Regions from separate parts of the Homo sapiens genome. Here region 2 is linked to region 1. The links are chromatin loops, found by intact Hi-C in ENCODE. Cell type or tissue: heart left ventricle. All regions are shown on one strand. Each heading gives the region's core, and the rest is flanking DNA. Links, peaks and the distances in the headings are about the cores only.

The links. Hi-C counts contacts between places; a loop is a spot of excess contacts. Peaks named below come from ENCODE experiments on the same cell type or tissue, not always from the same donor. Only the 100,000 strongest peaks of a DNase experiment are listed, where the experiment ranks them.
Region 2: it touches region 1 in a loop (2.4-fold over the local background); 12 of 110 quality-filtered maps call a loop at or near these places.

The regions. Positions count from the first base shown.
Region 1 is chr6:159,869,672-159,881,299 of GRCh38, forward strand. No RefSeq gene overlaps it. Among named protein-coding and RNA genes, the nearest start is that of MAS1, 16 kb to the right of the region's middle. RefSeq lists an enhancer at 5,593-6,245. In heart left ventricle, for the core only: no CTCF peak of the experiment used is centred there; a DNase peak (open chromatin) is centred at 5,020.
Region 2 is chr6:159,918,441-159,930,068 of GRCh38, forward strand. No RefSeq gene overlaps it. Among named protein-coding and RNA genes, the nearest start is that of MAS1, 33 kb to the left of the region's middle. RefSeq lists an enhancer at 1-1,200. In heart left ventricle, for the core only: no CTCF peak of the experiment used is centred there; no DNase peak of the experiment used is centred there.

The DNA.
Region 1 (11,628 bases), core at 1,256-9,255:
CTTATTTCACTTAACATAATGTCCTCCAAACTCATTCATGTTGTTGCAAATGACACAGATTTTTGTTCTTTTTTATGGCCAAATAGTATTCCATTGTGTATATATGTACCACATTTTCTTTTTTTAAAATTTTCTTGGATGCGTAATATATGTACATAGTATATCACATTAAAAAATCTATTCATCCATTGATGGACACTTAGATTGATTCCATATCTTCACTAGTATGAATAGTGCTACAATAAACATGGGAATGAAGCTATCTCTTCAACGTACTTATTTCCTTTCTTTCGGATATATACCCAGTAGTGGGATTGCTGGGTCATATGGTGGTTCTAGTTTTAGTTTTTTGAGAAACCTCAATACTGTTTTCCATAATGGCTGTACTAATTTACATTCCTGCCAACAATGTATAAAAGGTCTTTTTCTCTTCATCTTCACTGGTATTTGTTATTTTGAAAATCTTTTCATGACAGCCATTGTAACTGGAGTAAGATGAATAGCTCATTGTGGTTTTGCTTTGGATTTCCCTGATGATCAGTGATGTTGAGAAATTTTTCATATACTTTTTGATCATTTGTATGTCTTTTAAAAGATGTCTACTCAGCTCATTTGCTCATTTTTAATGTTTTAATTTGTTTTAATGAGCCAAACAAATACATTCTATTTGTCTTGCTTTGCTGTTGAGTTGTTTTTGAGTTCCTTGTATATTCTGGATATTAATCCCTTATCAGTTGAATAGTTTGCAAATGTTTTCTCCCATTCTGCAGGTTGTCTCTTCACTATGTTGACTGTTTTCTTTGCTATGCAGAAGATTTTTGGTTTGATATAATCCCATTTGTCTATTTTGCTTTTGTTGCCTATGCTTCTGAGGTCTTCTCCATAAAGTCCTTTTCCAGACCAATGTTCTGAAGTGTTTTCCATATATTTTCTTCTAGTAGTTTCATAGTTTTGGGTCTTACATTTAAGTGTTTAATCCACTTTGAGTTGGTTTTTGGATATGGTGAGAGATAAGGAGTCTAGTTTTATTTTTCTGCACTTACTTATTGAAGCAACTGTTGAAGAGACTCTTCTTTCTCCAATGAATATTTTTGATATTCTTCTTGAATATTGGTTGGCTGTAAACACGTGGATATATTTCTGATTTCTCTATTCTGTTCTATTGGTTCATGTGTCTGTTTTTATGCCAATACCAGGCTGTCTTGGTTACTGTAGTATATTTTGAAGTCCAGTAGTGTGATACCTCCAGCTTTGTTATTTTTGCTCAAGAGTGCTTTGGCTATTCAAAGTTTTTTGGGATAGCATACAAATTTTAGGATTGCTTTTTCTGCTTCTGTGAAGAATGTCATTGGTATTTTGATAGGAGTTGTATTAAATCTGTGATCAGTTGTGGCAGTGTGTTCGTTTTTACAATATTAAATCCAATCCATGAAAATGATCTGTTTTTTGTGTCCTCTTCAATTTTATTTTTTTTAGCAGTGTTTCATAATTTTCCTTTTAGAGATCTTTCACCTCCTTGGTTAAATTTATTCCTAGGTATTTCATTTTTTGAAAAATAGACTTTTGAAACAATTGGAAGGCCAGGTTCAAGTTTAGAATTCTTGGACTCCTTGGAGTTCCTTGACAGAACATAGCCACAGAGTATGCCCATGGCCTATAGCCCAACCCTCTTCTCTTACTGAGCTTGGCCCTGTTCCTCTCTGTGAGGAGCTTTACTTGCAAATGTGTGGCTACCCCTGGGAACATATCCAAGTTCCATGCACACCCTTTGAAAACAGCCCTGACTTGGCCACCCCTTGGCCCAGGAGTATAGCCACTGGCAGCATGCATTACCTTCAGTGGGACAGACCCAGCGACAAGGCCTGTGCAGGCCCTGGAAGCAGGCTCAGAGCTGTTTGGCCCAAAATACCAGGGTCTTTGATATCTAGAGTGCAACAAAAAGGGGAGGGCCATAGGCTGCAGGCAGGCACATGGCCTGGGTCCCACAGACTTTGACCCTATGGTGGAACGTGATTGAGGAGGCCACTGTAGGCCTGTAAAGTGTGGGCTCAGGTAGCAGCCCCACATCATCAGGCCTAAGGCAGGATTAAATAGTTTGGGATGCTTACTACCTGGGATGGACTGAAATGGGGCTGCAGAGGTCATTAATACCTGAAGCGAATCTTTGTCTCTCCTTTTGGCCACCCAGAGTCTAACGCCCTTTCCATGTTGGGGGAATTCTCCACCTCTATAATCTCACTTTCCCAGCTTCCCTTCCTGTGGGCCATGGGCTTTGATCTTGGCACAGCCAATTAGATGTTTCTGGTCCCGACTTTGCCTTATCTGCTGCTGCCAAGAAGGGGCAGGCCACAGAGAATGGTCTCCCTGGTGGGGGTGGTGATGGCAGGAAGATGGGTAGCAGGAGCAGTGCTAACAGCGCGTCGGTGCAGGGTATCAGTGGTAATAGGAGGTGCATCTGAGTCATCGTGGCTTGGGGGAGGTAGCAGCAGTGTCTTGATGCAGCTAATGATGCTGCATGATTTTAGCTCATGCAGTTGTTTTTGGAATTCTAACTTAGCCTGGATTTTTTTGTCTTCCTGGAGATTCTGTGAGCTAGATAATATCCTTTTAATAAATCATCTTTCTACTCAGCTTAGTTGGTGTCTGTTTCTGTTGCTTGCACTTAAGAGCCCTGACTGACACAGGTTGCTTGTCACATGTGTAGTTTGGGGTCAGAAGTACCTGCAAAGTACCTTCCATTTAGCTTTAGATGAAGCATACCAGCCTATTGATTGCAAGAGGGCTCCTGAGAGCTAGATAGAACAAAGGATATTTGGGAAGTGATCTAGAAGCATGTCCTCCAATGCAGCGCTCTTTAAAAAGTTGCCCTCCAGCAACCCAAGTGCCCATCTACACATGAACAGATAAACAAAGTGTGGTTTACGCATACAGCAAAATGTCATTCAACTTTCAAAAGGAGGGAAATTCTGACACATGCTATAACATGGATAAACATCGATATCATGGATAAACCATGATAAATCATGCTAAGTAAAATAAGCCAGACCCAAAAGGACAAATACTGTGTGATTCCACTTACATGAGGTCCCTAGAGTGCTCAGATTCTTCAAGAGAATATAGAATGGGGGTTGCCAGGGGCTGGGTGGAGGGGAAATGGGGAGGTATTGTTTAATGGGTCTGGAGTTTCAGTATGGGAGGATGAAACAGTTGTGGAGATTGATGGTGGTAATAGCTGCACAACATACTTAATGCCACTGAACTGTACATTTAAATGTGCTTAAACTGGTAAATTTTATGTTATATATATTTTACCACAGTAAAATCAATTACAGGTTGGGCATGGTGGCTCATACCTGTAGTCCTAGCACTTTGGGAGACCGAGGTGGGTGGATTGCTTGAGCCTAGGAGTTCAAGACCAGCCTGGGCAACATGGTGAAACTCTGTCTCTATAAAAAATACAAAAATCAGCCGGGCATGGTGTTGTGCACCTGTAGTCCTAGCTACTTGGAAGGCTGAGGTGGGAGGTCACTCGAGCCTGGGAGGTCAAGCCTGCAGTGAGTGGAGGTGGTGCCACTGTACTCCAGCCTGGGCAACAGAATGAGACTCTGTCTCAAAAAATTAAATCAATTATGAGGGGGGTGGGGGAGAGAGAGAGAGATACTCCACAGAGAAAGTTTTGTGTGTCAGAGTCTGAAAGTGAGACTTGAGCCCCACGTCAAATTAAATTTCCTAGTCCTCAGATTGGCCCTTATAAACTGGCTTCAGGCATATGGTATGGAGTCATCTCTGTGGTAAGGTCTGACAATGTTCTCTTCGGGTAACCCCTCACTGGAGCCAACACAGGTGCTGAGGTCCCAGGTGGGTGTCCGTAACCATGACCTCGGGGTTCATCATGGACCAAGCTGCAGCAGCGAAGATGTGGACACCCCTTCCTGCAGATCCCATACATGGATCCCTGAAAGTCTTCCCCAGGAAGGGCTTGAGGAAATCTAGACTCGAGGTCAGGAGATATTCATGGTCTGGCTAGAGATTCATGGCCCCCGCTCTCAAAGTAGCAAACTCCATGGCACCAGGCAGGCAGCTCCATGCCACTGCAGTTGAGGGAGGGAACGGACGAAGAGGCAGTCGGGTGGCCCTGAGCTGAGTGAGTTATAAACAGGAACAAATCTTTCATTCCCAAGGGCCTCATACTTTTACTGTGGAACTAGAAGAAAATGAGGTGTTGTCCTGAGTACTTCAAAGTCATGTCCCAGACTAGTGGCAAACAACCGATCTTTCCTCTTGAGACATGTTCACTGGTTCTAAAGGCATTAAACAACGATTCCATTAAACAATGGACTTCTGGGGAGGGTACTTTTTGGGCCCCAGTTGACAGAATATGGCAATTCTATTTGAGAGCCTTGGGCCGTCTGTATCCAGATGAAGGTGACTGATGTCAGGGACATCTTAGCTATGGACTCTTCAAAAGCAGCAAGCCATGGGTGTTAATGTTCCTCAACAGCATGTCTTTGGACCTTGAGAGTGTGAGCCTTGGGAGCGCATTGGTGTGCCTGCCAGACCACCCTCAGCACACAAGTGGAGTCCACCCCGGAACAGAAGGCAGAGCCCACCTCTGGATTTCCAACATTTCAGCATGGGGGCTCCTGGCTAGAACCATCCCATAGTGGGTAATATACACAGGACATACCTCAGCTCTGAGAAGGACAGAAATCCAGAACTGTCTATCAGTCACTCTCTCAACTGGAGGCCTCAGCTGGAGAGATGTAACTGAACTGTCTAAAGATGCTGGGCATTAGGATGTCCATATGTCTCTAGGAGTGAGGCCAGAAGACTTCCTCCTTATGCTGGGGAACTGGAGGGGAGACCTAGGCTGCCCATCTGCCTCTGGAAGGAGTTGAGACACTGGAGACCTAATTCAGTGTGCAACTAATTTCAGGAACAAAACACAGGAACTGTAACAAGCAGCCACCAACACATCTTGGAACAGCTCAGACTGGATCAAGCCGTGGCCGGCTGCCAGGGTAAGGATGTGGGAGCTTTTGGCAGACAGAGTGTTGCTAGGAACCAGGGGCTGCAGGACAGGAAGCAAAATGGTCAACTGCTGAAGCCTCTTTGTGTCTTGTGCTACAACTGTTTAGAACCTTACCCACTGTTATGGCTGAATGGTGTCTGACTGCACCCCAATTCCTATGCTGAAGCCCTAACATCTGGTACCTCAGAATGTGACTATATTTGCAGATACGGCCTTTAAAGAGGTGATTAAGTTAAAATGAGGTGGTTAGGGTGGGCCCTAATCCAGTATGGCTGAGGGTCTTTATAAGAAGAGGAAATTAGGACAGAGTCATATACATATGGAGAAAAGATCATGTGATGATACAGGGAGAAAATGGCCATCTGCAAGCCAAGGAGAGAGGCCGCTCTGCCAGCACCTTGATCTTGGACTTCCAGCCTCTGGAATTGTCGTTTCTACTACTTCAGCCTCCCAATCTGTGGCACTTTGTTCTGACAGCCCTAGCATGTGAATACATCCAGGCATAAAGTAGGGGAGGAGAATGAAATAGGACAAGATAGGGTAACCCACAGGAAACATCTGCCCACTGGTGAGCTTTCCCTGTGTACACAGGGTTGGCCAGACAGAAGGTCCTGCCACTTCTCCAGAAAGGTCAGGGCCACTACCCCTCTGCTATGGGTTGGATGTGGTTTGTTTGTTTCTGTCAGAACTCATGTTGAAATTTGATCTCTAATGTGGCAGTGTTGGGCGGTGGGGCCTAGTGAGAGGTGTTTGGTTACTGGTGCGGATCTCTCATGCATAGGTTGGTGCTATTCTCAAGGAAATCAGTGAGTGCTCGCCCCGGGGAGACTAGATGAGTTCTCTTGGGAATAGATTAGTTCCTTTGAGAGAGGATTGTTAATAGAGCCAGCATTCCCCTGGGACTTTCTCCTCTTCAAACGTGTCCACTGCCCCTTTGATATTCTCCACCACGTTATGATGCAGTTGTGATAGTCCTCACTGGAAGCCAGGGCCATGCCCTTGAACTTCTCACCCTGCAAAATTGTGAGCTAAACGTATTTTTTTAATACATTACCCAGTCTCAAGTGTTCTTTTATAGCAACACAAAATAAACTAAAATACCCCCTCAGAGGATCTAAGTTGGGGATGGGGCAGTGGCCTATCTTGGAGGAGAAACCTCGGCTAGGTGGGTCCAACCCTTGCATCAGAGCATGTGTGGCTAAGTGGCAAGGCTGAGGCCTTCAGCACAGGGGCAGGCACAGGGGCAGGAGAAGCAACTCCACGTTGGGCAAAGCAAGAAATCCATTCTGCTCTGTGGCTTTGCTGTGTGTCACTAGGGAGACAAGTGGACAGTGTCACACAAACAGCCCATTGCTGACTGGTAAGGGGAGTGGGGAACAAACCATTCTGGAGGAACAGATTGAGGACAGAGTCCTAGCACCTCTCTAGTCGAGGGAAACCTGGAAGAATGAAAGTCTTTGTGAGAACGCAAAGATTTTCCAAGTTATTCTATCTTCTCACCATTGGACCCCGAAGGCTCTCCCCTGCCCCAGCCTGCACTGCTCAATATAATCATCCACTGCAGTCACAGGGGAAAATGAGGCTGCAATTCACCCAGAATGGAAAGATCAGCTGCATATTTCCAGACCAATTTTTTCCACTGACAGTGACTCGATAAATAACCACAGGCTGGGAGAAGGAGAAGACCGTGTGGATGAGAGCTGGGTGGGGCATGTACTCTGGTTGTCCTTCCACCCTTCAAAGAATTACAGGCTGGCCAGCAAGACTCAGCCTCCAGCCATCCCTCATCCTACTGATTGTCTCTAAGGTCAACTTGTTGTCTACAGTGCAGTGAGGCACTCCCCTGTGCCTCAGACCCCACCCAGCTCTAACGTCCACCTTGTGGAGTGGACAACCCTCTACTGCAGGATCCTCTAGAACACAGCAGGAAACTTGCACATCTTTGGACTAATGAGGCACACAGGGAAAACCCTGATTCCTGCTGGAGGGGCACAAAATAGAGCAGCTCTGTTATTATTCAATGTATATGCTTTTAAAATTATTAATTTTTTAAAATTTTAGATTCAGGGGATACATGTGCAGGTTGGTTACATAGATATATTGCATAATGGTGAGGTTTAGGCTTGTAGTATACCTATCACCCAATCAGTGAACATTGTACCCAATAGGTAATTTTTCAACGCTCACCCCCTCCCACCCTCCATTGATATACTGATTACACGTTTTTGATCTAGCAAAGCTATCCACTAAAAACACTTAGAGACTAATAATGTTATACCTAAGTTTTCCACTCTCTTACTCTTTTCTGGACTTTTTTTATGGATATAAAATGTGTATACAGAAATATTAACAGACTTTAAGGGTACAGGTCAATGACTGCTGATATAAGTAGATACCTGTATAACCACCACCTTACTCAAAATAACAGGAGCAGACATTTTTAAAAGGATGACAACAGAGAACTGTTTCTTTTCTTTCTTTGCAAATCATTTCTTCCCCCAGTCACCATCCCTCAACATACATGAGAGATTTTTGAATAATGTTGGAATGCTTCTGGTTGCCTTGGACACATGCCAGCAGTGGGCTGGTTTGGGGTCTGGGAGGGTACTGGTGGTCAGGGAGACCACTCGGGGCTCACAGGACACCCACTATTGCCTGGGGCTCATTCCCCAGAGCTGCCTAAGCACGGTCTCAAGAACATGTTCCAATGCCATCCCAGTGTGCAGCAGGCCAACACAATTCAGCTTTGTAAGGCACCTGTTACAGGTTGAACTGTGTCCCCTAAAAAGATACGCTGAAGTCCCAACCTCCAGTACCACAGAATGTGGCTTTATTTGGAAGTTGTTGCAGGTGCAATTAGTTAAGATGAGGTCATACTGGAGTAGAATGAACTCATATTGAATGAATCCAGTGTGACCGATGTCCTTATAAGAAGATGGTCATGTGATGACAATGACATGACCACAAAGGCAGAGACTGTGCAAGCCAAAGAGTGCCAAGGATGGACAGCCAGCCACCCCAGAAACTGGGAAGAAGCAAGGAAGGGCTCCACCTAGTCTCAGAAGGACCAACGTTCTGGTGACACCTGGATTTAGGATTTCCAGCCTCCAGAACAATGAGAGCATACATTTCTGCTGTTTAAACCACCCAGGGCGTGGGGCCCTTTTGCCACAGCCCTAGGTGATCTGGTAGAGCAACGTACTGCACAGCGAGCACCACACAACTACAATGTCTCACCCTCCATTTTCTCCATCCCATGCCACCAAGGTGACTTTATTGAGTCCTATTCTTTAGTTTGTATTATGAGAACAACTGACTGACTTATTGAAGATATAGATAGAATTTCAAATTACATATCCTATGGGCCACACTGGTATGTCCCACGATAGCTGTAGAACCAACAATGCAATTATGGCTAAGATTTATCCACACTTACTAGGAGTCCTTCTTGCATCATCCCATTTAATTATCCCAACAGCCTTTATTAGGTGGATACGTCATTGTCCCCATTTTACAGACAAAGAAGCTGAGGCTTTGCAAAGGGAAGTAACTTGCTCAAGGTCAACAGCGGAGAAGTGGATTGCTGTTTGGACACACAGTGCCACGTGTGGTGTTAGGTGGGCTGATCTCCCCCCAGCTCCACCAAGAATCACTGTGCAAGTGTGGATGAGCCTCCTTCACAGCAACTCAAGGTGTGAAGGTCCTGTCGGAGGTGGACATGGGGAACGTACAACCTTGCTGCATCTTGGGGTATAACAAGAATGAGCAAGTCCATTTCCTGAGTGTGGTGTTTAAAGCCCCACCTCCTGGTAAAGGCAGTCAGTCGGTCCTTCTGGCTCCAAGGCTCCTTGTTGTGCCAATGAAGAGAGAACCTCAAGGTTGGCCTCTGGTAAAGCAGCTGCCAGGGAGGGCCCACCTCCCCCGGGAAGCAGAGAGTGTGCTGGCATGGTATCCTGTCGGGACTGCACGCCCAGGGCAGAAGCACACAGCGTTGCAGGGTTTATGCCTGTGGAATCGCTTGGGAAAGGTCTCCAATCTTAGAACTATCCTATTCTAGAGCTTTCTAGAATATTCAGCTCAGCTTATGCCTTTTACAATCCCAGGGCATCAGAACTATTTAAGGGATTTGCATGTAACTTGGATGAATTGTGCTATGAATCTGGGTTAGTGTGGCTTCACCTATGTCAACAAGTCTGTGCCCTCTGACTCTGACCTCTCCCCAGGGATTCCGGGGATTCCCTGATGGCGAAGATATACTTCCATGGGGCCACTCATTTTTTGCCCTGTGCATAGGAGTCTTCTGCTTTTCCCATTATCCCCATTATCCACTCCTTTCCTGTCAGCACTTAGGAACCCAACCCTCACCTCCACTTCACTATGGAAGAGAGGCCAGGTATTAGTCTGTTCTCACACCACTATAAAGAAATGTCTGGGCTGTGCGCGGTAGCTCACGCCTGTAAACTCAGCATTTTGGGAGGCCAAGGTGGGTGGATCACGAGGTCAGGAGATCAAGACCATCCTGGCTAACACGGTGAAACCTTGTCTCTACTAAAAATACAAAAAATTAGCCAGGTGTGGTGGTGGGCGCCTGTAGTCCCAGCTACTTGGGAGGCTGAGGCAGGAGAATGGCGTGAACCCAGGAGGCGGAGCTTGTAGTGAGCTGAGATCGCGCCACTGCGCTCCAGCCTGGGCAACAGAGCGAGAATCCGTCTCAAAAAAAAAAAAAAAAAAAAAAAAAGAAATGTCTGAGAATGGGTAATTTGCAAGAAAAGAGGTTTAATTGGCTCATGGTTCTGCAGGCTGTACAGGAAGCATGGCAGCATCAGCTTCCGGGGAGGCCTCAGGAAACTTACAGTCATGGCAGAAGGCAAATGGGGAGCAGGTGTCTCACATGGCCAGAGCAGGAGGAAGAGAGTGGTGGGGAAGGTACTACACATGTTTAGACAATGGGATCTCACAAGAACTCACTGTTTTTTTATTATTATTATTATTATTATTATTATTATTATTATACTTTAAGTTTTAGGGTACATGTGCACAACGTGTAGGCTTGTTACATATGTATACATGTGCCATGTTGGTGTGCTGCACCCATTAACTCATCATTTAGCATTAGGTATATCTCCTACTGCTATCCCTCCCCCCTCCCCCCACCCCACAACAGTCCCCGGTGTGTGATGAAGAACTCACTGTTGTGATGACAGAACCAAGGGGGATGGTGTTAAACCATGAGAAACCGCCCCTGTGAGCTAATCGCCTCCCACCGGGCCCCACTTCCAACATTGGGGATTACAATTAGCCAGGAGATTAGGGCGGGGACATGGATCCAGACCACATCAGGCCATATAAGGGCTGGTGTCTTCTGGCTCAGAGTTCGTGGCCTGAAGTGGCTTCTAGATGCCCACAATCAACCGTTAATGTTCCTTATCAGCAGAGCACGGTGGAGAACACAGAAAATCCCTTAGTCTCATTTTGGCCAATCGTACAGGCTGCTTCTCTAGCACATTCTCATAAGAACGCGAGTATGATGAGCTTGCCCCATGCTGGTCCTCTTGTGTTCCCTTTCTGTGGCGGTAGGTCTGTGGAAATGAAGAAAGAGAAGCATGGGAGGAACAGGTCTTCTGTGCGGAGACCACACACTGTGTGGGTGAGCCTGAGCCGTGGGAAGGTGACTGTATTTTCCTCTTTCCCCTGAGCAATGCTTAAAGTTGGGACAAAATTAAGAAGGTCTATTTTATTTATTTTGCTGTATTGTGTGGGCTGGACACATTTTTGTTTTAGTCTACTATAATTTTTTTTAAATTTTAGAAACAGCATCTCTCTCTGTCACCCAGGCTGGAGTGCAGTGGTAGAATCGTGGCTCACTGCAACCTTGACCTCCTGGGCTTAAGTGATCCTCCCACCTCAGCCTCTTGAGTCCCTGGGAGAACAAGCATAAGTCCCCGTACGTGGCGCCTGTAATTTTTATTATTAAACATTGGGTATTTGAATAGCTCTTAAGTAGCTAACAGTTGCCAGAAATCATTAAGCTGTGATTTTCCTCATTGCAGATGCCGAGTGCACCTCATTAGAGCAATGTATGGGCACTGACTTACCAATAATGAGCCCAGCAGATGGTGTGGAATGTGGGTGATGTGCAGGCTGTTTTCAGATACATGAAGCAAGGCTAGTTGGATACATTTTTACCTTTGTAATCTGCCACCAAAATCATTTAGTAAGTACATTTTATGATGCACAGAATACCGTGATAAGGTATCCTGGCTTTACAAAAACAAGTTAGCAAGTCCTTACTCTCTCAAATATGACAAGCAGTAATGACAAAGATGTCCCAAGCATCCTCTAAACGTATGTAAGTTATTAGTATTCTACCATGCTATATTCAGGAAAAGGTTTGCTAAATGCTAGTTATGATCAACAGAGACAGATTGCTTCAGCAAAATGTCAGCGAAGGGCTCTAGTCAATTTACTCAGTTACAGATGTTTGTTAAATCACTTAGCCGTGGCAGGCATGGTGGCTCACCGTGTAATCCCACCACTTTGGGAGATTGAGGTAGGAAGATTGCTTGAGACCAGCCTGGGCAACATAGTGAGACCCC
Region 2 (11,628 bases), core at 2,448-10,447, 50 kb after region 1:
CTCCCATTACCTCCCTCACCCCTTCCACCACGTGAGGACACAGTGAGAAGGTGCTGTCCATGAACCAGGAAGCAGCCCTCACCAGACACTGAATCTGCCAGTGCCTTGATCTTAGACTTTCCAGCCTCCAAAAGTGTGAGAAACAAATTTCTGTTGTTTATGAGCCACCCAGTTTATGGGATTTTGTTATAGCAGCATGAACAGACTAAGACACCAACTTTTGATCATTTTCCTTATTTTTCATAAAGTTGCTGAACAGAAGTGAGGGAAGACGATGCCAGTGACAGCAGAACATTGCTGAGGGCTGCAGAAATATGACAGCCCCTGGGCCCCTGCACTTCCCCTCCCTGCACAGACAAGAGTATGGTGAAGAACGGAATGAAGTTATAACGCTTGGGAAGTGGCCTGTGAGGCCTGATGAGCCCATGTTCTTTCTCTCACGTGGTAAGAAATGACCCCGAGTGACCAGAGGGGCTCATCAGAGCTGATCTGAGTTCAGTAAAAGGGCTGATGTGGAAGATGAGGCAGAGAGTGGACCTTAGATCTCAGAAGTGTCTGTTGGATGATGGAGACCTTCACAGAGAACACTTTCTCAGGAAGCGTTCCCAGCAGAGGTCTCAGCCCCTGGCTGATTCACAGCCTGCATTTAGAACGGAGATTGAGTCAGAGGAGATTCCACCTCTCCATGCATTCCCACAGTCCTGAAACTAGTCAGTGTTAGAACCAGAATTCAAACTGACGGTCTGAGCCCAGAGCTCTGCTCTTCATCTTACCCAGTATTACATTCATTCCCATATTGACTGAAGATTCACTTTCACTGTTATCATGAAAAGTAAGTTGAGAAATTGACATGTCATGTAGATGCTATGAGGAATCACTGGGGAGAGATTAAGATGTTCCTTCAAGCTTCAGATCTTTCAGAGAGATAAGTAGTGTGGAGTTGCACTGTTGGGAAACGAGTCTTGGCGTTCTGGCTCTTCACTTGTTCGCCTGCCTTCCTCCTCCAGCCCAGCTGCTGCAGTGTGGCATGTTACGCTTACACTTCATGGAGGAAATGGAACTGGGGCTGCTCCAATGTTCTCTTTTCAGGTTTTAATGGAAGGTTCTGCATTCAGCTGCACCAACACTGCTTGCAAACAAGAAAAGAACCGAGAGAGTGGAGAACACTGTGCAGGGACTTGGGTATGGATTCCAGGGAGTATCTGGAAATTCCCACCTCACAGGTCCATCTCACCTGGTGGTTGTTCCTACTGAAAAAGGATCCCGTGGTCCTGTGCCCTGAGGGCCACAAACAGCATAAATGTTCCAGAGCAGAGCCTGGAAGTGGGAGGGTACAGAGGGAAGACATAAGAAGATGGGGGTGGAAGCATGAAGGGCAGTTCTAAAGTGTCTTGGGGAGAATAGGAGATAAATTAGATGATAATGCACAAGGCCAAGGGCATGGCAAAATAAGGAACCAAGAAGAATGAAACCGATTTGATGAAGATAAGGATTAACAGTACACACAGTTATGAATAAAAGATGCATTATGTAATAATTAGCAGGCATCTATAGGTTGGTGCAAAAGTTATTGCGGTTTTTGCCATTGAAAGTAAATGCAAAAACTCGCGACTGCTTTTACAACAACCTAATACAGCTTCTTTCACCAAGGAGCTTAAATGTTTTAAAATAAACAAAATGTCGTTATGCACCCTACCTCCCTCCGCAGTTTGGAGCCCTTCCTTTTCCAGAATGATGCAGCCCAGGTCCCCCTACCCTTTGTTCTCAGCAGCAAGTCTCCGGAGAGGTTATATATATATATATATATATATATATATATATATAAACAAATAAATGATTTACCTTTTTGCCTTCCTGTGTACCACATTCAGATTTTGCTTTTGAAAATTCCATCAAGGCAGCTATGATGTCCATGTTTAATCTACTTATGTCTGCATCAACTGCTACCCTAACTTTTTCTCTTTATCACTCTCTTGCAATTAACATTTTGTCATACCTGTGTGCTACATAATACATAGTTTTTGTGTTTTTGAAGTCTATAAAAATCATATCCTATTCTATGTAGTTTTCTTTGTATTGTTTTTTCCACTCAGCATTATGCAGAGTGGTTCAATGTCTTTGTGTGTAGTGTAGTTCATTTATTTTGACTGCTAAAATATATTCCACTGAGTAAATATACTAGATTTTATTTATCCTCTTGTCAGTGGACTGTTTCCAGGTATTTTTTGAAATGTGGACATATTGCTATTTAAACAACTTTTCTATATATGTCTCCTTGTACACTTCCGCAAGAATTTCTCTTGGGTGTATACCTAGGAGTAAGATTACTAGGTCAGATTTATAAAACAATACCGAAGTGCTTTCAAGGTGGGCCGGTCAGATCAAGTGAACCAATTTACACTCCCATCCACGATATATGAGTCTACTTCCTTCACATTCTCTCTGTACTTCTCAATGTTGGCCAATCTGCAGGGTGTAAAATGGTATAACGTTGTGGGCTTAATTTACATTTACCAGATTACAAAAGTGGTTGAGCATCTTTTATGACTCTTAGCCATATGGTATACTGAGTTGAATAGAGTCCCTGCCTCCCCCAAAATTCCTGTCCACCTGGACCTCAGAATGTGACCTGATTTGGAAATAGGGTTTTATAGCTGTAATTAGTTAAATTATATTGATGTTATACTGGATTAGGATTGACCCTAAATACAATGACATATATCCTTATAAGAGAACCATGTGAAGACAGAAGTGATATGGTTTGGATGTGTCCCCACCCAAATATCATCTTGAATTGTAACTCCCACAATTCCCACATGTTGTGGGAAGAAAACTCTTTCTTTTGTAGATTGCTCAGTCTCAGGTATGTCTTTAACAGCAGCGTGAAAATGGACAAAATTGGTACCAGTAGAGTGGGGCATTGCTGAAAAGATAACCAAAAATGTGGAAGCGACTTTGGAACTGGGTAACAGGCAGAGTTTGGAACAGTTTGGAGGGCTCAGAAGAAGATAGGAAGATGTGGAAAAGTTTGGAACTTCCTAGAGACTTGTTGAATGGCTTTGACAAAAATGCTGATGGTGATAGGAACAATAAGGTCCAGAATGAGGTGGTCTCAGATAGAGATGAGGAGCTTCTTGGGAACTGGAGCAAAGGTGACTCTTGTTATGTTTTAGCAAAGACACTAATGGCACTTTGCCTTGCCCTAGAGATTTGTGGAACTTTGAACTTGAGAGAGATGTTTTAGGGTGTCTGGTAGAAGAAATTTCTAAGCAGCAAAGCATTCAAGAGGTAACTTGGGTGCTGTTAAAGGCATTCAGTTTTAAAAGGGAAATAGAGCATAAAAGTTTGGGAAATTTGCAGCCTGACAATGAGATAGAAAAGAAAATACTATTTTCTGAGGTGAAATTCAAGCCGGCTGCAGAAATTTGCATAAGTATCAAGGAGATGAATGTTAATCCTCAAGACAGTGGGGAAAATGTTTCGAGGGTATGTCAGAGTTCTTCACAGCAGCCCCTCCCATCACAGGCCTGGAGTTTTAGGAGGAAAAAGTGGTTTCGTGGGCTGGGGCCAGGGTCCCCTTGCTGTTTGCAGCCTAGGGATTTGGTGCCCTGCATCTCAGTTGCTATAGCCATGGTTGAAAGGGGCCAACATAGAGCTTGGGACATGGCTTCAGAGGGTGCAAGCCCCAAGCCTTGGCAGCTTCCATGTGGTGTTGAGCCTGTGAGTGCACAGGAGTCAAGAATTGGGGTTTGGGAACCTCTGCCTAGATTTCAGAAGATGTATAGAAACACCTGGATGCCCAGGCAGAAGTTTGCTGCAGGGGCAGGGCTCTCATGGAGAATCTCTGCAAGGGTGGTGCAGAAGGGAAATGTTGGTTGGAGCCCCCCACAGAGTACCACCTAGTGGAGCTGTGAGAGGAAGGCCACTGTCCTCCAGACCCTGGAATGGTAGATCCACTGACAGCTTGCACCATGTGCCTGGAAAAGCTGCAGACACTCAACACCAGCCTGTGAAAACAGCTGGGAGGGAGGCTGTACCCAGCAGAGCCACAAGGGCAGAGCTGCCCAAGACAATGGGAGCCCACCTTTTGCATCAGCATGGCCCCGATGTGAGACATGGAGTCAAAGAAGATAATTTTGGAGCTTTAAGATTCAATATGCCCTGCTGGATTTTGGACTTGCATGGGGCCTGTAGCCCCTTTGTTTTGGCCAATTTCTCCCATTTGGAATGGCGGTATATATCCAATGTCTGTACCCCCATTGTGTCTAGGAAGTAACTAGCTTGCTTTTGATTTTACAGTCTCATAGGTGGAAGGGATTGCCTTGTCTGAGATGAGACATTGGACTGTGAACTTTTGAGTTAATGCTGAAATCAGTAAAGAATTTGGGGGACTGTTAGGAAGGCATGATTGGTTTTTAAATGTGAGAACATGAGATTTGGCAGGGGCCAGGGGTGGAATGATATGGTTTAGCTCTGTCCCCACCCAAATATCATCTTGAATTGTAACTCCCATGATTCCCACATGTCATGGGAGGAACCCAGTGAAAGGTGATTTAATTATGGGGATGGATCTTTCCTGCACTGTTCTCTTGATAGTGAATCAGTCTTATGATATCTGATGGTTTTAAAGAGGGGAGTTTCCTTGCGCAAGCTCTCTTCTCTTGTCTTCTGCCATATAAGACGTGCCTTTCACCTTCACCATGATTGTGAGGCCTCCCCAGGTTTATTGGAACTGTAAGTCCAATAAACCTCTTTCTTTTGTACATTGCCCAGTCTTGTGAAAAGTAACTAACACAAGAAGGATAAGTTGGAGTGAGGCATCTACAAGCCAGCAAACACCAAAGATTGCCAGCAACCTCCAGGAGCTGGGAAGAGACAAGGAAGGATTCTTCTCTAGTGCTTTCAGAATGAGCATGGCTCTGCCAGCACTCTGACTTTTTTCCCCTGGTCAATGTTAAAAAATTTCTCTAGCAAGTCCATAATGCTGTAATTGCCATAGCCTTATATAAATCTTGATATCTGGAGGGCAATTCCCTCTGCTGTTCATTTTGTTTAGGATAATAGAGCAACTGTTGCCAGGGCTCTCCCCAAATTCTTTTGGATTCATTTGCATTCTCCATTGCACTACCAGTTTTTTCTGGGAGTACTTCCTAATAAATTACTTTCACATGTATCTCTGTCTCAGCGTTTTCTTCGGAACAAACTTATTTTAAAAAACATCCCATATAGATTTTGGAATATCTCTTCAGGTTACATGAAAATACTGTTGAGATTTTGTTCTGGAATTATATAGAATGTATAGATCAGTTTTGGAGCACAATTGTGGCCTTATGATAAGTATTTTTTTACATGTGAATATGAAATATTTTTCCATTTATAGTTCTTTTAAAACAACTTTTAATAGTTTTAATAATTTTCTGAGTAATGGTCTTGCACATATTTTATTAGATTTATTTCTAGGCACCCTCTAGTTTTTGTTGCTATTGTAGATGGTGGGGGGTTGCTATAATTATATTTCCTGTTGCTAGTATGTAGAAATGAAATTGATTTTATTTTTGGTTCTATTTTTTGTGTATGTGCCTGGAAACTTTTGGTTGAATTCTGGACACTGCATATAATAAATGTGTCTCAGGAATGCTTTGTCAATCTAGAGAAGCCTAAGGACTACTTCTTGAAGAATATTTTTAAATGCAGAAAATAAAATCTATGAGATTACAAAGAAACCAATTATATGAAAATGTAACTGTATTAGTCTGTTTTCATGCTGCTGATAAAGACATACCCAAGACTGGGCAATTTACAAAAGAGAGGGGTTCAATTAGACTTACTGTTCCACGTGGCTGGGGAAGCCTCACAATCATGGCAGAAGACAAGGAGGAGCAAGTCACATCTTACATGGATGGCAGCAGGCAAAGAAAGAGCTTGTGCAGAGAAACTGGCATTTCTAAAACTGTCAGATCTCATGAGACCCATTCAATATCATTAGAACAGCACAGGAAAGACCCCACCCCGTGATTCAGTCATTTCCCACCAGGTCCCTCCTACAACATGTGGGAATTATCAGAGCTACAAGATGAGATTTGGGTGGGGACACAGAGCCAAACCATATCAGGAACCCTAGTTAAGAATGCTGCAGTTATGGGTGATATTATTATCTTCTTCCAGAGGTGTGTGCTGCAAGCTTTGGTTAGGAAGATAGAGTGAGTTTGATCATCTTAATCTAATCACGAACTGAGCTAACTTGAGGCTGATCTGCACTTTGGAAGATGTTGTCTCTCTCTGATTTGCACTCCCCTGCTGGGGTACATCTCTCCGGAAGTTGCAAATAGGTGCTCATTTTAATGTTAGATAACTTTTAACCAAGAGAAAATCCCAACCACCCTGTGTTTTAGGGAATAGTATATTTGGCAGAAGCAAATACATTTCCACAGATAATAGCCTCAGACAGATTGTAGATATCAAGACATTTAATCACAGGGTTCTGACATTTAAGAACTTGGGAGTTTGGAGTTTTGTTGGCTTCCAGAGATAGGCAGAACTTAATAAGCCAAATCAATTATTCTTTAGTTTTCTGCTGAAAAGGCTATAAATAGCATTTTACAAGTTCTGTCTGACATCTTTTTATGAGGAACATTATTTCCAATATTTTTGTGACAGAAAGAACATTTCTAAATATATTTGTTAATTACCAAATAATAAGGCAAATGAAAGATCAGAGGTCAGTTGCCTTCCACCCTTTCTTTCCATGATTCAAACAAATGTTTAAGATATTTTTAAAGGTACAGTTTTAACCTTTTGGTTAATTTACATTGTATTTTGGCAACAGAAAGGGTTATATAATAGTGCAGCCTCCATCTACCAAAAAGAGATCTGAGGGGAAAAAAAAACCTCACTATTTAAATTTAGAAATCTTGAATGTTTGGTTAAGAAGGAACTGTTTTCCCTTTTGACATTTTTTACAGGCTTTATTGAAACTGGAGCTTTATATTCTTTTTTTAAAAAGAAACAACAATAAATATAGTACAGTACTTTCCATAACACATTATTTCAGTGGCTTAAGGTCAGCTGGAAGAAAAATGCAGTTCTCCACAGTGTGTGGCTTTAAAGTGGTCATTATAATTCTCTACTTTATTCTCCAAATTAGTGCAAACATTTATTGATCACCTCCTGCATGCCATGCACCATGCTAATCATAAATTATGCGATCCTGGTTCAGAGATCTTTGATTTCTTACCACGCTGGAGTGTTAGCCATACAGGACTGCTTTGTGCTAGGCAAGCCAGCAAGTCAGGGGCTCAAAAACAAAGCAGAATAAGAAAAATTTCAACAAAACATTCATTTTCAATAAACTCATTTAGCATTTTGCATCCAGAAGGATCTAGAAATTATTTTTACTTTCAGCATACATATAAGTTTTGAGTTGTACGGTTTGATATTGTTCTCATTTGAAGTTCATAGTGGGTGTCATAATCTTTTCAGTACTTGGGAACCACTAAAGTTCTCAAAGTAGTTTGCGTTTTAAGCTCTGACTTTGCCAAGTTGATTGAGAGAAGCTTCAGTGGAAGAAAGGATACTTAATTCACCCAGCCTGCTTCTCCTTTCCTAGTGCACCCTCTACCAGAATTCCTGAGCTAGGGAAAAGAAATGCAATGAGCTTGGAGACAGATTTTTTTTTTTTTTTTTTTTTTTTTTTTTGAGACAGAGTCTTGCTCTGTTGCCCAGGCTGGAGTGCAGTGGTGCGATCTTGGCTCACTGCAACCTCTGCCTCCTGGGTTCAAGTGATTCTCATGCCTCAGCCTCCCAAGTAGCTGGGACTACAGGCGCCTGCCACTGTGCCTGGCTAATTTTAGTATTTTTAGTAGAGATGAAGTTTTGCTCTGTTGGCCAGGCTAGTGTCAAACTCCTGACCTCAAGTGATCCACTCACCTCAGCCTCCCACAGTTCTGGGCATGTGAGCCACTGCGCCCAGCCCCTTGGGGAGAGATTTGATGCAGAGGACATGGTGATTTGAAAGTGATCATTTTTTCCCCAAGAGTTTGGACAGGAACAGAAAGGGTCAAAAGAAAGTTCTTTAATGATACAATGAGGACTGCTGTGGTCAGCTTGAAGGTTTCAAGGCAAATCAGGAAGAGGCAGCCCTGTACAATAAGCTTTACTGGGTGATGCTTGAGTGGGGCTGCCTGAGAAGAGGGGGCTCCCTCGCAGCAGGAGACCCTCCCAGAAGGAGAAGAGGGCAAGGGAACTCCAGGGCCAGAGAGAGTCAAAGAAGGGCCTTATGTGTCTAGGTGACGTCACTCAGCAACAAGGTGGGGAATGTCTGGGTCAGAGACTTCCAAAGGGCCAAAGTAGTTTGAGATCTGTGATGGTTAATTTCACATCAGCTTGACTAGGTATTGATATGCTCAGAAATGTGGTTAAATGTTATTCTGTTTTATCTGTGAAGGCATTTCTGGATGAGATCAATATTTGAATTGTAAGACCAAGTCAAGCAAACTGCCTTCCCCAGCGTGGATGGATCTCATCCAATCTGCTGGAGGTCTGAGCAGAACAAAAAAGGCTGAGTAAGGGAGAATTCACTGGCTCGGCCTGACCATCTTTGCGCCAGGACAGGGGTCTTCTCTTGCCTTTAGACCTGGACTGAAACTTACACCATGGGCTCTCCTGGATCTCCAGCTTGCCAACTACAGGTCCTGGGACCTCTCATCCTCTGTAATTGCATGAGGCAATTCCTTATAAATCTCTCTCCCTCTGTGTGTGTGTATATACATAGAGAGAGAACACATTTGCTGGGCATGGTGGCTCATGCCTGTAATCCCAGCACTTTGGGAGGCCGAGGTGGGTGGATCATTTGAGGTCAGGAGTTCAAGACCAGCCTGGCCAACATGGTGAAATGCCATCTCTACTAAAAATACAAAAATTAGCCAGGTGTGGTGGTGTGTATCTGTAATCCCAGCTACTCGGGAGGCTGAGGCAGGAGAATTGCTTGAACCCAGGAGGTGGAGGTTGCAGTGAGCCAAGATCATGCCACTGCACACTAGCCTGGGTGACAGAGCGAGACTCTGTCTCTTAAAAAAAATATATTTATATGTGTTATATATGTTATATAATTTATAATATAAATTATAACATATATTTATATATGTTGTATGTTATATTATTATATATAACATATATAAATATATATTATATATAACATATATAAATATATATTATATATAACATATATAAATATATATTATATATAACATATATAAATATATATTATATATAACATATATAAATATATATTATATATAACATATATAAATATATATTATATGTAACATATATAAATATATATTATATGTAACATATATAAATATATATTATATGTAACATATATAAATATATATTATATGTAACATATATAAATATATATTATATGTAACATATATAAATATATATTATATGTAACATATATAAATATATATTATATGTAACATATATAAATATATATTATATGTAACATATATAAATATATATTATATGTAACATATATAAAATATATTATATGTAACATATATAAATATATATTATATAACATATATAAATATTATATATTATATAACATATATAAATATTATATATTATATATAACATATATAAATATTATATATTATATATAACTTATAAATATTATATATTATATATAACATATAAATATTATATATTATATATAACATATAAATATTATATATTATATATAACATATAAATATTATATATTATATATAACATATAAATATTATATATATAACATATATAAATATTATATATATAACATATATAAATATTATATATATAACATATATAAATATTATATATATAACATATATAAATATTATATATATAACATATATAAATATTATATATATATAACATATATAAATATTATATATATAACATATATAAATATTATATATATAACATATATAAATATATATAAATATATGTTATATAACATATATTGTGTGAGTACACATACAGAATATATATAGTGTGTGTATATATGTATAGATACCTGTGTATATAATATATTAGAATATGTGCAGTTATCCACTGCATAATGACATTTTGGTCAATGATGGACCTCATATATGATGGTGATTTCTTAAGATTATAATGGAGCTGAAAAATCGCTATTGCTTGGTGACATCATTGCTTCTGTAATGTTGTAATGCAACACTTGATTCATGTGTTTGTGGTGCTGCTTGTGTGTACAAGCCTACTGAGCTGCAATCATATAATAGTATAGCATATACAGTTATGTAGAGTACACAATACTTGATAATGATAATAAGCAACTATGTTACTGGTTTATGTATTTACCATACTATACTTTTTATTGTTATTTTAGAGTGTGCACCTATTTATTAAAAAATTAACTATAACACAGCCTCAGGCAGGCCCTTCAGGAGGCATCCAGAAGAAGGCATTGTGACCATAGGAGACGACAGCTCCATGTATGTTATTGCCCCTGAGGACCTCCCAGTGGGACAAGATGTGGAGTTGGAAGACAGTGATATGGATGATCCTGAACCTACATGGGCCTAGGCTAATGTGTGTGTCTGTGTCTTAGTCTTTAATAAAAAGTGAAAAAAAAATTTTAATAGAAAAAAGCTTATAGAATAGGGATATAAAGAAAGTATTTTGTATAGCTGTACAGTATGTTTGTGTTTTAAGCTGAATATTATTACAGGAGAGCCAAAAAGTTACAAAAAAATTAAAAAGTTTATTAAGTGAATAAGTTACAGTAAAGTAAGGTTAATTTATTATTGAAGAAATAAATGTAGTGTTCCCTAAGTGTACAGTGCTCATAAAGTCTATCATAGTGTGCGGTACAGTCCTAGGCCTTCACATTCACTCACCACTCACTCACTGACATCAGAGCAACTTCTAGTCCTGCAGGCTTCATTCGTGGTAAGTGCCCTGTACAGGTGTACCACTTAAATAACTTTTAAAATACCCTTCACTCTGATGTTTGCATAATGACAAAATCGCCTAATGACATAGCCCTGTAGTTAAGTGACACATGACTGTATATACATTCTATCATGTATGTACATATATGACATTATGTTAATATAAAGACTAATACAGCGTAGTTCATAGGAACAAGGTTCATCTTACCTGTGGCTTAGCAGATGTTGGGCACAGTTTTGTGGGCTATGTAAAGTAGGTAGGCTCCAAATTGCCAAAAATAGATTTCTCTGGACTATATTTAAAGCAATCAATGTGGAAGAATTTGAGTTTGGTGCCAGTGGGCTTTGAGCTAGTGGTCTAGCCTGCTGTGAAGGCCTAAACAACATTGTAGGCCAACACACGAGGCCACGTCTGGCTCATTTATATAACTGCTATGGAGGAAAAAGAGGAGAGTCTTTCATCAGTAAACATCTCAGTAGCTAATGGTGCTTTCCCTAATTCTGGGGTTCTTTCTATTACGAGGTGGCAATGAGCTTGCGGTTGTATGTTTGCTGTAAACTCTTTGTCACCCTTGCTTGTCTACACCACACCAGGCTGGAGAGGGAAGCGAGGGCTCAGGTAACGGTGGCAGCAGTTATAAAAATAGCTGAATCCTCTCGGCCACCAT